3 separate regions of the Mus musculus genome follow, and regions 1 and 2 are each linked to region 3. The links are chromatin loops, found by intact Hi-C in ENCODE. Cell type or tissue: heart. All regions are shown on one strand.

The links. Hi-C counts contacts between places; a loop is a spot of excess contacts. Peaks named below come from ENCODE experiments on the same cell type or tissue, not always from the same donor. Only the 100,000 strongest peaks of a DNase experiment are listed, where the experiment ranks them.
Region 1: a loop joins it to region 3, with 2.2 times the contacts of the local background. A loop is called at or near these places in 13 of 42 quality-filtered maps.
Region 2: a loop joins it to region 3, with 5 times the contacts of the local background. A loop is called at or near these places in 10 of 42 quality-filtered maps.

What each region holds. Positions count from the first base shown.
Region 1 is chr8:12,977,493-12,979,992 of GRCm38, forward strand. The region is part of intron 3 of Mcf2l (mcf.2 transforming sequence-like); the gene reads left to right. Among named protein-coding and RNA genes, the nearest start is that of Gm38671, 31 kb to the left of the region's middle. In heart, a CTCF peak has its summit at 1,433 (motif pointing right); no DNase peak of the experiment used is centred here; H3K27me3 peaks cover 386 bases.
Region 2 is chr8:12,895,637-12,898,136 of GRCm38, forward strand. It overlaps a transcript of Mcf2l not described here. Among named protein-coding and RNA genes, the nearest start is that of Gm15353, 13 kb to the left of the region's middle. In heart, CTCF peaks have their summits at 75 and 1,055 (motif pointing right); DNase peaks (open chromatin) are centred at 1,074, 1,575 and 2,355; H3K27ac peaks cover 760 bases; H3K27me3 peaks cover 324 bases.
Region 3 is chr8:13,104,032-13,106,531 of GRCm38, forward strand. Pcid2 (PCI domain containing 2) reads right to left here and starts at 1,312. Exons shown (of 14, transcript NM_178708.3): 1 at 744-1,312. The coding sequence starts at 779. Cul4a (cullin 4A) reads left to right here and starts at 1,592. Exons shown (of 20, transcript NM_146207.3): 1 at 1,592-1,872; 2 at 2,163-2,278. The coding sequence starts at 1,725. In heart, a CTCF peak has its summit at 1,443; DNase peaks (open chromatin) are centred at 840 and 1,630; H3K4me3 peaks cover 2,500 bases; H3K27ac peaks cover 2,460 bases.

The sequences.
Region 1 (2,500 bases), 130 kb before region 3:
CGGTCCCGCCCTGTTCTTCTGAGTCGCATTCTCCTAACCCCACCAGAGGCCACTTCCTCTCCATCACTCATTAGTTATCTTCCTCTGTAACTGCCATCCAGTGTGATAGTCACTGACCACGTGTGGCCGCTTAAAGTTAAAATGGAAGAAAACAAAGTAGTTGTTTCTGCTCACACATGGCTAGGGGCTGCCACACTGGGCAGCTGCAGTCTGTGACACGTGTCATGTAACCAGCACATGCCTGGCGTTCAGAGGCAAGGGCAGTGACTGTCCTGGTCTTTTGTTCAAGAGGAAGAAGAGCTGCCATCACCCTGCTAGAGTCTGTGCCATTGTACCATGCGGTAACTCGGGGAGGCACAAATAGTGGCTCTTGGTGGCCTTCCCCAGGCCCTTCCTCCACCCTGTCACACAGTGCCATTAGCTGCTATTCAGGGAGTTGACAGTGGCTGAGAGGGAGCCAGTGTGTCAGAATACTACTTGTTAATCCAAAGTAGAAGGGGTGCCTGAGGAGAAAGATCTTGGCAGCCTTGGGCAGCCCTCAGGGAGGACACTAACAAGTGCCCTGAAGCCACAATGGAGACAGTGAGTGGCAACTCCCCCACTACACACACACACACACACACACACACACACACGCATGTGCACATGCAACAATTTCTTTGTGAGGTGTGATGAGTTCTTTCTGAGCACAGATTGATTTGACAGAGCTCACAGGAGCTTTTGACAGAGAGACCAGGGAAAGTGAGGGCAGAGGCTCCTGAGCCAAGATGGCTGTGAGTTGGGTATATTCACACCATTTTTGACATCAGAGGCTCTGATTCTTCTCCAATGTTCAGAGAGGGGCTGGTTGTGCCCAGTGGCTGCTGCTGACCTGTGGGTTCCATCAGTCTCCCTGTCCTCCAGAGCCAGGAGTACTTTGATCATTGAGTGTTTGAGTCCCTCTGCCCTCCACCAGCGCATAGCATGCACCTGTGCCCCAGGGAGCCTTGGGGCTGGGGACACCGGCCCAGAGCCAGGCATAAGTAATACTATGCACAGGTGGGAGGAGCCCACCCTGTTCTGTGACCCCATCCCTGTTCCTGCCCAGAAGGACCAGGTCCCATGTGTTTCAGGAAAGTCTAATAAAACTGTGAGTCTGCTGGCTGACTCCAGGCATCCTCAGCCAATGCTAAAACAAACAAACAAACAAACAAACAAACAAAATCTGAACCCACAGGAGCCAACCAGGCAGCCTAGGGAAGATGGGTAACCTCGGGAATATGGCCTTATTGTCCTGGCGCTGCCCTTGTGCACTTACTGGGCCCTCACAAACTGTCCCTTTATGCTCTCTGGGCAGTCAGCTGTGAGGCCTGGGCACCTGGTAGGAGGAGCCCAGAGGGTAGTTAATGACCCACCTCCAGTGCCCTCCTGAATGTGCAGCTTCATACTGACCACACGAGGGCGCCATTAGTCAAACCATTGTCAAGTCAGGTTTACTGTGAGCCCCATGGCTCCTCTGTCTGGCCTGGTTTCACTTACTCCCCCTCCCCCACCCCTTCCATCCTTATAACTCCTTTGTAAATCTTGTACACTGTATTCCAACACCTGCTTTTAAATACCAGTGTCACTAAGACAGTGACACTTGGGTAGGACGAGACATTACACAATCAAGGGGACATGTCCCACTGGCAAGAGAGGTTCCATCTGTGGTGAACCTATCCTGAGACCCCTGGGCCTCTGGTCAGCTCACTCCAGCTGCCTCTCTCCAGGCCCCCACCCCCTCTGCTGATCTCACATGCCTGTTCCCTTCATCCAGGCACCACAGGGGAACATGTCGCCTTGACCAGCCCTCTACCAACCACTGGGATGCCAGTGTTCATGGATTCAGGTCGTGGGTTCTTAGTGCTGGTTGCTGTACCCCAGCCCCAACACCCGCTCACTCTTGCTGCTGGCCCTTGAGTGTTTACTGTTACCCATGATGCACCTACTGATGAGAACTATAAGGGCTAACTTCTCCTGGGCAGATGATGTCGATGACAAGCCAAGAAAGGTCCATCCAAGTCCGTCTTTTCAAAGTCATGCATTGTCTGGGTTTCTTACATGTTCATGGGTTACCCCCGAACAGCTGCACCACAGTAAAGGCAACCCCAAACCATGTAGAGCCAGACAGGATTATGTGCAGGGAGGCGGGTAGGAGCGGGGTGCCTAGAATCTCAGGTGGAGTCCAGTGACTCCCCCCACCCACTCCTTCTATGAGGGGATAGTAGGTCTGAGCTTGTGAGTACTCACAGGTGTTCTGATTTAAAGAGGGAAGCAACCACGCCATGCCCAGAGGACATAGCATGAGTTCTTGTAGGGCCTTTCTCACTGATGTCACAGGGCTTGGGGTATTTGACCTCTGCTGCCCCAAACCAATGTGAGATGGAGTAGGGCCTCCTGATGCCCCTACTGGGTCCAATGAGAAGATCCTGCTGAGCTAGGTCTTTGCGGAATTATGACCCAGCTGGGCATTTATGTCTGT
Region 2 (2,500 bases), 210 kb before region 3:
GAGAGGAGCTTGGGGACCAGAGAGTATGTCTGTATGTCTACAGAACGGTCCTGTGTCCGACCAGATGCAGTACTCCTCACAGCAGACAGGTGGCTGTGTCCCTTTCCTTCAGAAATTAAACCCACTTCCCACTTCCGGTTACCTTTAATAGTCAACTTGACCCAATCTAGAATCACTGGTGAAGAATGCCGCTATGAGGGATTGTCTAGATCAGATTTGCTATGGGCATGCCTATGGGAGATGTCTTGATGCTAAATGATGAAGAAGACCAAATCCAACAGTGGGTGGGCTCCATCCCCTGTGTCTGGGCCCTGAATGGTACACATGGGCAGAGAGGCAGAGCGGATACAACTAACTGCTTCAGGTACCCGCTGTGACTTCCCTACAGGATGGACAGTGTGCCCTGGAAGAAAGCCAAATAAACACCTGTGGTTTTAATTTCCAAAGCCTACTTTTAATGATGGTTCTCAAATGCTTTAACCTCCCTTTTAGCCCACCACCCACCAGAGGTAGTGAAAAGAAAGGACGTGGGGTAAGTGGACCTGTTTAGAAGTGGTTCTTTGGAGCAAATCCCATCTGCGTTGTCAGGAAATCAGCAGTTCAGTTCACAGGTTGGCAGCGGCTTCTTGATCCATTCACAAACTCTTCACAGATACACCAGCAGTCCAGTTCAGTAGTGTTGGGACAGCAGTAGGGGCACGACCTAGCAGAAACAGCCAGGCCTCAGTCAAATTGGCATGAGTCAGCAGGACGAACCAGCAGCAACACCAGGAGATGTTCTTGGCTGTGCCTCCTCTCTCAGCGAAGTAAGAATCATCAAAGAAGCAAGATCAACAGGCGTTGCACAACTAGCTCTATAAGCAAGCCCAGCTCAGCGCCCGATGATGTCGTTCCCCCCCTTGCTCCCCACTGTCTGTGGAGTCCTATTTATCTCTGAGGATGTCCTCTGCTTACCAGAGGAGCCGGGTGGAGGGATGTAGGGAGTGTGGGTGCCATCCTGGGTCTATCTACCAGGTACCCTCCACTATAAGCTGCTTTAACCCAAAGTGCTCACTAGGGGGCAGAGTAACCACAGCCAGCCACTGCTTCCGCATTGGACGAGACTGGTTTTTGGGAATCTCCCTAAGAATGTTTGTGCACATCTCTGAAGATGCAGTCATCCATGTACGGGCGCCAAACCCAGGCTTCTCACACAGGATTTTGTGGAGAAAAGTGAAATGAACCTTATCTCTGCACTCAGTCTGTGTATGCTTGCATGCCACTCACAGAGCTGACAGCTATACAGCCATCCCTCAGCCACAGAGCCAGGGCTAGAGGGACCCACCTGCCAAGTGCAAAGACTTAGACTGGGGGAGGGGGGAGGGGGACACTGAGGGGCAGGCTGCAGTCTGAGGTGCTCAATGTTCAGTGCCCAGGTTCCACCTGCCTGGGTTTCCAGTTTCTTCCCCTGGGAAGGAAATGACACAGCCCCCAATGAGGCCTGTGGTAGCCTCAGCTGTGCAGTGAGCCAGCATGGACCTTCTGGAAGTTTCCTTCACCGGTGTGTGGGAGGCACTGTGGTGGAGTGAAGAGTCTGCTAAGGGCTACAGGGCTATGTGTAGGGTTGCTTAGGAACGGGGAAGAGAAGGATGGCGGATGGGGGATGGTGCGTGGCTATAATCCAAGGGTCAGAAGACCACTCAGTTTTTATTCTTTCTGCCTCTCCCAGACAAGGAGGCTGGAGGAAGGCTAAATCGGCATGGGCAGGTGTGGTCAGTCAGGTTTGGGGCAACTAGGAAGATGGAAGCAGCCAGTGTTTTTCTCAGCCAGCGTTCAGGGGTGTTGACTGGTTGGGCCAGGGGCACTTTAAGTGGGCTTTGCCATCAACAGTGACCTTGTGTCTGTCATTCCTTCCTGAGAGAACAGACTGGTGTTCTGCTCTGGACCCTGATCTTTGTCCATTTTGTTTGTTGAAGTTTTAGAGTTTTCAATGGCTGTGCTGAAAGCTCATTGCCCCGTTCCCTACCCACACTTTGCTGTGAATGGCTGGAATCTTGCTCTGACTAGATCCAAGACCCTCCTACGTATGTCCCAAGATCCCCCAGTATGTGTGTCTAAGATTCTGCTTCTTCCCTTCAGGACTCCATGTCCGACCCCCGGGGACATAACTACCACACACACAAGGCATAGAACAGCCTTGGTAGCCAGCCCTCTGCTGTAGCTTTCTTCCGAGCCCCGTGCTGATACGCATGCTTTATCTCTGGGAATAAACACCATAAGCAAGTCCTGCCAACAGACGCTGGTACATCGGGTCCTGTTTCATGCTGAGGTCCCAGAGGCAGGCAGAGATCTGTGCCTGTTCTCCAGTCCCTCAAGACTCCTCTGAGAGGAAAGCAAACCTGAGGTTACCTGGAGGTCACAGTTTCCTCTGAAGCAGAGGAACCGGCAGGACAATGAACTTTGTTCTCTTGGGGAACGAGCTCGCCAGGGACCTGGAAGCTGGATATACTGACAGTTGCCT
Region 3 (2,500 bases):
TGCTAAGTGTTAAACATGTGCACTGTAGAGCCAGTCTCTGATGCTTCTGAGCTGGGAAGACTTGGGTTAGCCGCCTACGGAGCTCTTCAAGGAGGGCCTTGTGATGGAATCAAAGAGAATACATATGCACACGCAGCACCGACAATAGTGCCGCTACTTAAGAAGCACACAAGTACTGCTTCTAGTACTGTAGTACCCAAAACTGAGCTGTTTGGGACAGGAAAAGGGGGCTTTGGTAATAGAGCTAAGCGCAAATCCAAGGTTCATAAGCAGCCATGAGCAGCAAGTGTAGTCAGTTAAAACGTTCATCAGTCTTCCCTATCTGGCTGCCCCTTGCACCAGGTGTGTTGCCTAGTGGGATTCACATCTTCAACACCCTAGAAGACGCAATCACGGCCCTCCACCCGGATGCAACAGTGTTTGCCTGTGCCACTCCCAGGCTTTAAGTAAAGCCTTGATGGGCACCGCTGCCAAGAGACACAACGTGCTTCGTGCGGACAGCAGCGCTGACTACACAGACAACCGTTTCTACAAGTGGCCCCGATCTTGCTACCTCCACCTCGGATCCTCCTCCTCCTGGTCCACCGGGCAGCACCTGCAACTTCCGAACAAGGCAGGCTGCCCACCGCGTGCAGCACACCCTCCTCGCCTCGAGGCCAGCCGCAGGACCCCCGGCACCGTCCGACCCGGCCCCAGGACTCACCCCTCGTGGCCCGTAGGCCAGGATACCAAGCGAAACCCACCTGCTGTAGGTACTGGTTAATGGTGATGTGCGCCATAGCGGCGGCCGCGGGTGTTGAGTGCCTCACTTCCGGCGCAGGTCCGTTTCCGCTCCTTGTCCCCACACGGTAACCTCTGCACGTTGGTTCCGGAGCGGGTGAAGGTGGAGCGAGCCGAGCCGAGCCGAGCCGAGCCGGTGGTGAGAGCACTTCTTTGGGGGCAGCTGTCAGCGCGGTCGCCGGGACGCCTCGGGTGCGGCGGGGGCGCGCGCGAGGGCGGAGGACTGACGTGGAGGAGTTCCCAACCGACTTGGGAACGTGTCCCTGGTCACGTCGGTGTGCTAGCGACCCGATTCCTCGCACCCCTCTCCCATGAGGGTGACCCGATCCCCAACCCTCCGTGTGCAGAGGCGCTCCTGACTCTCCCGGAACCAAAGTCCAGAGCCCACTGGGAAGGCGTCCCGCGCACTCCTAGGATGTGTTCCTGAGTCCTCCCACATCTCACACTGGGGCACCCCAGATAAATGGGTGCAGAGCATCCCGTCCCCAACCCCTCGGCGCGCTAGCGCACGGAGCAGCATCCCTGAGCATCCTAGGTGTAAGGTGATCCAGGAGGCAAGGTTGCCGGGTGCTTTTATCCACTCAAGTCCTCGCCGGGGTGTCCTCGTCACGGCCCTCGACGTGACGTGGGGCGGCGAGCTCCGGAGCCCTCGGTGCAGGTGTCACGGCGCCCTCTCGCGAGCATTCGTTGTAGAACGCCTGCGAGTCCCCGAGCCCTCCTTGGGCGGAGTTCGCGCATAGGAGGAGGAGCCGGATCGTTCCGGTGCGCGCCGCGGCGGTTGGGCCTCGGGCGCGCGGACCCGGCCGCGAGCAGAAAGAGGAGGAGCCGAGCGCTCACGGGCGGAGCCCGACAGCAGCAGGAGGAGGAGCCGGGCGCGCACGGAGCGGGCGCAGGGCAGGAGGAGGAGCCGGGCGGCGCGGGGCGGGGCGGCGTCCGGCCCAGCCATGGCGGACGAGGGCCCTCGGAAGGGCAGCGTCTCGGCTCTCATGGGCCGCACCAACGGCCTCACCAAGCCCGCGGCGTTGGCCGGTGGCCCCGCCAAGCCGGGGGGCACGGGAGGCTCCAGGAAGCTGGTCATCAAGAACTTCCGAGGTGGGTGCGCTCCGGTGAGGAGCGAACGGGGCGGCCGGCGGGTCGCGCGCTCGGACAGGGCCTCCTGGGGCTGCCCGGCAGGCCCTGTCCCCGCGCCCCGGCCCGCCTGGTTCCCGCACTGTCCCGTCTCGGCGCCGCAACCCGACTTGTCCCTGCACCTCACGCTCCGCCACGTCCCCGCGCCCCAGCTGGCCCCGATCCCGCACCTCCTGGCTAGCCCGGCCGGGCCCTGCCTCGGTGCCCCGGCCTGTGCTGTCCCCGCGCGGCCGTTGACCCTCTCTCCCCCACAGACAGGCCGCGGCTGCCTGACAACTACACTCAGGACACGTGGCGGAAGCTTCACGAAGCGGTCAAGGCCATCCAGAGCAGCACATCCATCAGGTACAACCTGGAGGAGCTGTACCAGGTGAGCGGCGGCGAGGGCCTGCGAGCACCTGGCTGGGTTCCTCCTCCAGCAGCCACCGGGGCCAACGCTAGGGAGGCCCGCCCGTCCGCCCGCCCGCCCGGGGAGAAGCTGCGGCCCGAGCCTTCCCTAGCGGAAGCCGCGAAACCCTGGGTCAGCAGGTGTTTCTATGGATCGCCGCCCTGGATTAGTGCTGTGTGTTGAGGCTTAGACCAGGCTGCTTAG